2 separate regions of the Homo sapiens genome follow, and region 1 is linked to region 2. The links are chromatin loops, found by intact Hi-C in ENCODE. Cell type or tissue: ascending aorta. All regions are shown on one strand. Links, peaks and the distances in the headings refer to the core of each region. The heading gives the core; the rest is flanking DNA.

What was found. Hi-C counts contacts between places; a loop is a spot of excess contacts. Peaks named below come from ENCODE experiments on the same cell type or tissue, not always from the same donor. Only the 100,000 strongest peaks of a DNase experiment are listed, where the experiment ranks them.
Region 1: a loop joins it to region 2, with 8 times the contacts of the local background. A loop is called at or near these places in 2 of 110 quality-filtered maps.

Annotation. Positions count from the first base shown.
Region 1 is chrX:17,241,522-17,244,445 of GRCh38, reverse strand. No RefSeq gene overlaps it. Among named protein-coding and RNA genes, the nearest start is that of NHS, 130 kb to the left of the region's middle. In ascending aorta, for the core only: a CTCF peak has its summit at 1,774 (motif pointing left); a DNase peak (open chromatin) is centred at 1,745.
Region 2 is chrX:16,824,852-16,827,775 of GRCh38, reverse strand. All of the region lies in intron 3 of TXLNG (taxilin gamma), which reads right to left. Among named protein-coding and RNA genes, the nearest start is that of TXLNG, 40 kb to the right of the region's middle. RefSeq lists an enhancer at 395-910. In ascending aorta, for the core only: a CTCF peak has its summit at 1,437 (motif pointing left); no DNase peak of the experiment used is centred there; H3K27ac peaks cover 1,035 bases.

The sequences.
Region 1 (2,924 bases), core at 260-2,759, 420 kb before region 2:
AGGGACACAAACACTGTGGAAGGCCCCAGGGTCCTCTGCCTAGGAAAACCAGAGACCTTTGTTCACTTGTTTATCTGCTGACCTTCCCTCCACTATTGTCCTATGACCCTGCCAAATCCCCCTCTGCGAGAAACACCCAAGAATGATCAATAAAAAAAAAAAAAGAAAGAAAGACATTTTTGAAAAGGCAGAGTGTAGCTCAACCTCGTGCGTAGCATCACAATTTTTTTAGAGCTAAGAAATCCATAGACTCATGCACACATGCAAGGATTTACTAAGCATCTACTATGTGCCAGGCACTATAGTGGGTGATAGAGATGAAGATGAATCCCTGTTTAGAGAAGCTTCTAGGCCAATGGGGAAGACAGACATTAGTTGGCAATTTGATATAACAATATAATAGGTTATATAAAATGCAGTGTAAAGATATTAGACCTGAATGAGGTCTTATGGATTTTCAAATCCAGTCTTTCTCAACCTTTTAGAACCAATACCTTCCTTTATGTAAAAATGAAAATCTCTAGGTCACCTTCAGGAAACCAGGAGATGTGAAACTAGAGTTGCCCTCTGTGGATCTTGGCCAGCTCAGAAGATCTGTTCCTACTTTACTTTTTTGTAGCTTAAAAAAAAATCTTAGTGTTTTCTAAATATTGAAATGCCATTTTAAAAATTCCTCTCTCCTATCCTCCCAACATCTACTATCCCAATTAGGAATAGCTCACCTAAGCCAAGCGCCCCATTTTGAAAGTCCAGAGAGGGAAAGACCAAAGCTCAAGGGTCCTAGTACCTGCAGTGTTGTTTGGGTTAACAATGATGTGGGATGATAAAATAAATAGCAAGACTGGTTTAAAGAATAGTTTAGCCCTTGCTTCTCAAAATATGGTCCATGGACCAGCAGCATCACCATCATCTGGGAGCTTGTTATAAAGGCAGAATCTTAGTCACCACCCAAATCTATAGAATCAGAATCCACAACCTAACAGGATCTTCAGGTAATTTGCATATACCCTAAATTCTGAAAAGCACTGCTGTAGCAGTCATTGTTGATGCCCCCAACCCATATCTCATCTTCCCACCTAATTCATCAGCAGGTGTGGTAGACAGTTTCTAACATGCCAATAGCTTCCTGCCTTAAATGCCTGCATCTTAACTCCTTGCATGTATGGTGAAGTTAATACCCCAGGGTAAACCTTCACCCAAGGAGGGATGGAAGCCAGTGGATAAAGGTCCGTCCTTCCCACTCTTTAACCGGAGAGTTGATGAATCCTCAGCTAGTATGATTTGTCCAGTGATACAAACATCTTACCAAAAGGAATAACAAATAATCCTGTAAGGTTTTTGCCCCAAAACTGACCACAGGATCACACTGACCCTTTCCAAGTTCTACTTTGTTTGTGTGATTGTTTGGGTTTTCCTTGGCTCTTTGCCATTCCCCCACCATCTCCCATGACTTGGGATTACCCCAGGCATGGGAAAATGGCACCCAGTAATTTTTTGTAAACAGACTCCACCTGCTTCTCTCATACAGGTTCCCCATGTTGCTTTGGGAATTCATCCAACAGTCTCTACCTTTCAAAGCCGTAAATCAGACAATGATCTGACTGAGGCTGGAATTTCAGGGCACCACTTTCTTTATTTGGGTTGTTTTTAATCATAGGCTTGCCCTTCTTATGTCACACTGGCCATGGTCCCTCAGAGTCTCTAATTATTTTACTTACTCTAAGAGACATGCCGTCCATGGATAATGAATGTTGATATTCTGCCACCTAGTGGAGGAACTGGGACTGCAGAGATGGAGCTTAACCGCTGAAAACAAGGAATCAATAATAACCATGTTCTTATTTGAATGCTTATTATGTACAGACCACTCTACACATAGGAGCTCTTTCCATCCTCACAGCAACTCTGTGATGACGGCGTGATTTGAATTTCATAGGCTTAAGAAAATTAAGCAACTTGGTAATAGTGACATAGGGATGGGACAAAAACCAATGAATAAGTGCGTTAATGAGTGGGTTAGAGCTCTGGGCAACAGAGGCTCAATTCTGCTGGGGATCCTTTGAGAAATCAAAATTTTTTGGAATAAAAAAACCTTCAGAATCATCTCACTGGAATATGGAGAGGCTGCAGCATGTATCCACTGACTCCCATTCCTCATTGGTTGAGAGTTCCCCCAGGGGTGTTAACCCACCCAGTGATTCTGAATTGTACCTACTTGTGGCTGAGCAGTCTCCAGTGATGTCAGTGAATGCCCTTAGGAAAGAAACAGAGACATTTAAGTTCTGGAGGTGGGGAGCTGCCAGAACAACGGAAATTTAGGAAGTGATGGAATAAGATTCTAATCTAGATCTGTCTGACTCCAAAATCCATCTTCTAACCCATCCATCAAACTGCCTCAATGGTCAACCATGTATGATATATTTCACTGGTCACATTCTTGCCTGGAAAGCTCTTCCATGTAGTCCAAGCTATAGGCAATGGTCTGTCAGACCCTGAGTTCTCATCTTAGTTCTGGTTCAGATTGTAATTTGAAATCAGGGTCCATGTTCTTCTATGGGTCCTCTGATACACTGTGGGTGACTACGGTCTTTGGTCTGTCTCATCTCACCATGCTTACAAGCAGACATGTTGCCTCGGCTTCTTGAACTTTGGCCTGAAAATGCCTGATAGATGTAAATCCTAAAGCAACCAGCTGCTGCCTAGAACAGGTTGTGGACATGTGGCACAGCAGTCCCACAGTTCTTAGCTTCATCCAGGCCCTCCAGTCTTTGCTTTAGCGTCTTGTTCAATATCACCAAGATACAAATTGTTATTAGGGAAAGAGAATGGGCTTTTGCCAGACAGACCTGGATTTCAATCTGAGCTCTGCCACTTACCAACTGAATGAGCTTGAGAAGGTCCCTTGACCTGCCTGAGTCTGTTAC
Region 2 (2,924 bases), core at 248-2,747:
AGACATTAATAAGTTGCCTAACATTCTTTAATTAGTACAGATAATCAGTAAGGGGTGAGGTGGGATTTGAACCCAGCAGCCTGAATCTCTGGCTTTCTTGACTTCCGTATTGGCCTGCTATCCCCTGGGGTCCTGAATTTTGCCAGCTTTCTGACTTCAGACACTGATCACAGATCTTCTCCCTGCTTTCAACCCAACAACTCACAAGCAACATGGGCTCCTCAACTTCCAGCTATGATCTTGTGCTTTTTGAAGGATGATGCCCTTCAACTGGATACCTCCTGCCCCTGAATTTTCCTGGGCCCACTGGGAACACTGCCCAAGTATTCCAGCCTTAACCCTTTGGAAAATAAACCAGCTCCAGTTCTAGCTGAAACCTACTCCAATGTTGAAGGCCAGGAGTGACTCAGTGCTAAAGCCAGGCATGTCCCGAATTGCTGTTTGCTGGGTGAATGTCTGTCTAGATCATTTCCTACCTGGCAAAAAACCCGCTGAAATCCAAATATTTTAACAATCAATTTATTGTGCTTTGGGGTTTTGATTTTTTTATTTTCATTATCATTTTTTTAGATGGACTATTATTCTGTTGCACAATCTCGGCTCACTGCAGCCTCCACCTCCCGGGTTCAAGCGATTCTCCTGCCTCAGCCTCCCGAGTAGCTAGGACTACAGGCACCTGCCACCACGCCCAGCTAATTTTTGTATTTTTAGTAGAGACAGGGTTTCCCTATGTTGGCCAGACTGGTCTCAAACTCATGACCTCAATTGATCCACCTGCCTTGGCCTCCCAAAGTGCTGGGATTACAAGCATAAGCCACCATGCCCGGCCGGGTTTTGCTTTTTTGAGATGGAGTTTCACTCTAGTTGCCCAGGCTGGAGTGCAATGGATCGCGCCATTGCACTCCAGCCTAGGCAACAAGAGTTAAAGCGATTCTCCTGCCTCAGCCTCCCAAGTAGCTGGGATTATAGGCATGCGCCACCACACCCAGCTAATTTTGTATTTTTAGTAGAAATGGGGTTTCTCCATGTTGGTCAGGCTGGTCTCGAACTCCCGACCTCAGGTGATCCGCCCACCTCGGCCTCCCAAAGTGCTGAGAATACAGGCATGAGCCACCGTGCCCAGCAGGTTTTTGTTTTTTTAAATGATGCTTTAGGAGTCGATACCATCAAGTTTTACACCCACAGGCTACTATACTGAAACAGTCATCAGAATCTAAAACTCAGTAAACAGCACTCAGGGTTCTTTGTAAGAAGAACTGCTGCAGTTTTGGGTATGGAACAAATCAGTCTGTTTCAAGGTTAAATCAACATGAACAGATAAGATGGCAGCCTTACTGACCTTTCAATAAAGCTTTTACTGAAAAAGAAAATGATGCTGAGTCACAATTTGAAGAGCAAGAGTGACATCTTGTGGCCTACCAAAACATATCACGCATCCTTACAGCCACATTTACAGATATTAAAAACACCTTTACTGAAATTCTTGCAGGAAAAAAAATCATTGTTTTTGCATAATTTTGTAAAGCAAAATTACTGCGAACTGTACACGGCTGCCCAGTTTAAGAGGCTGCAGGTCCGGCACATACTAGCTGTAATTTCACCAGGGTGCAGAGCTCCTGCCTTTCCTGACCCAGGGTTAGCGCAATCCTGAATCCGGCGTTCATTATTCCTTCGCTTTCCTTTCTATATAATTTCATTTCATCTGTGTGCACTTCTCTAAAAAAAAAATCCTTTTGGTTTTAGCTGTTTTGACTTTATTGTAGCTAGTGCAAATGAGGAATTGAAATTTTCATTTAATTTACACTAATTTAATAAGCCACATGTGGCTGATGGCTACTGTCTTGGACAGCGCAACTCGATTACATTGCTAGGACTCATCCACATTGTTGGCGTGTAGCTGCAGATCAGGACTTAGCAGATTTTTTCTGTAAAGGGCCAGCAAGTAAATATTTTAGGCACTGCAGGCCACATATGGTCTCTGTCACGTGTTCTTTATTTTTAAACATCTTAAAAATTAAAACCATTCTTGTGGGCAGTGTAAAAACAGACTTCGGATGCATTTGGCCCACAGGCTGTATAATATTCCACTTTTTAAAAACACAGCACACACACAAACATACCACACAAAGTGAGAACCTGTCTCTAAAAAATAAACAGTGAGCCATGATTGCGCCACTGCACTCCAGCCTGGGTGGTAGAGTGAGACCCTGTCTGAAAAATAAACAAACAAGTAGATAAAAAATAAAAACACACCACACATACACACAAAACTCTTTATTAATCCATCTTCTTGCATCAACAGGCATCTGGGCTGTCTCTAGGTTTTGTTATTACTCACAGTGGTATGAACATTCTCATGTGTTTCCTGGTATACACGTGTCAGGAATTTCTCCTCTGTGCAAACATCAGAAATGAGGTTGCTGGGCAATGATTTCTAAATGTTTGATTTCACATGACAATGGTGAATTGATATTCCCAACAGCAATATATAAGAGACCACGTAGATCCACATCCTCTCCAAAATGATCAGATTTCTTCATTTATGCCACTACAATAGACGTAAAATGGCATCTCACTGTGGTCCTAATTTGCATTTCCCTAATCACTTATCAGGTGGAACATCTCTTTGAATGTTTATGGACCTTTATGTTAAGGTATCTTCGTATCTTTGTTTTTCCACTTCTATGAAATGTCCCTTTCATGTCTCTCATCCAGCTTTCCATAGGGCTATTTGTCCTTTTCACATTAGTGTTCTTTAGATATTCTTGATACTAAATCGCCTGCTGGTTATATTTGTTGGAAATATGTTCTCCCCAGTTTGTAATGTCGTCTCACTTTTTTTTTTTTTCTGAGATGAAGTCTCACTCTGCTGCCCAGGCTGGAATGCAGTGGTGCGATCTTGGCTCACTGCAACTTCCGCCTCC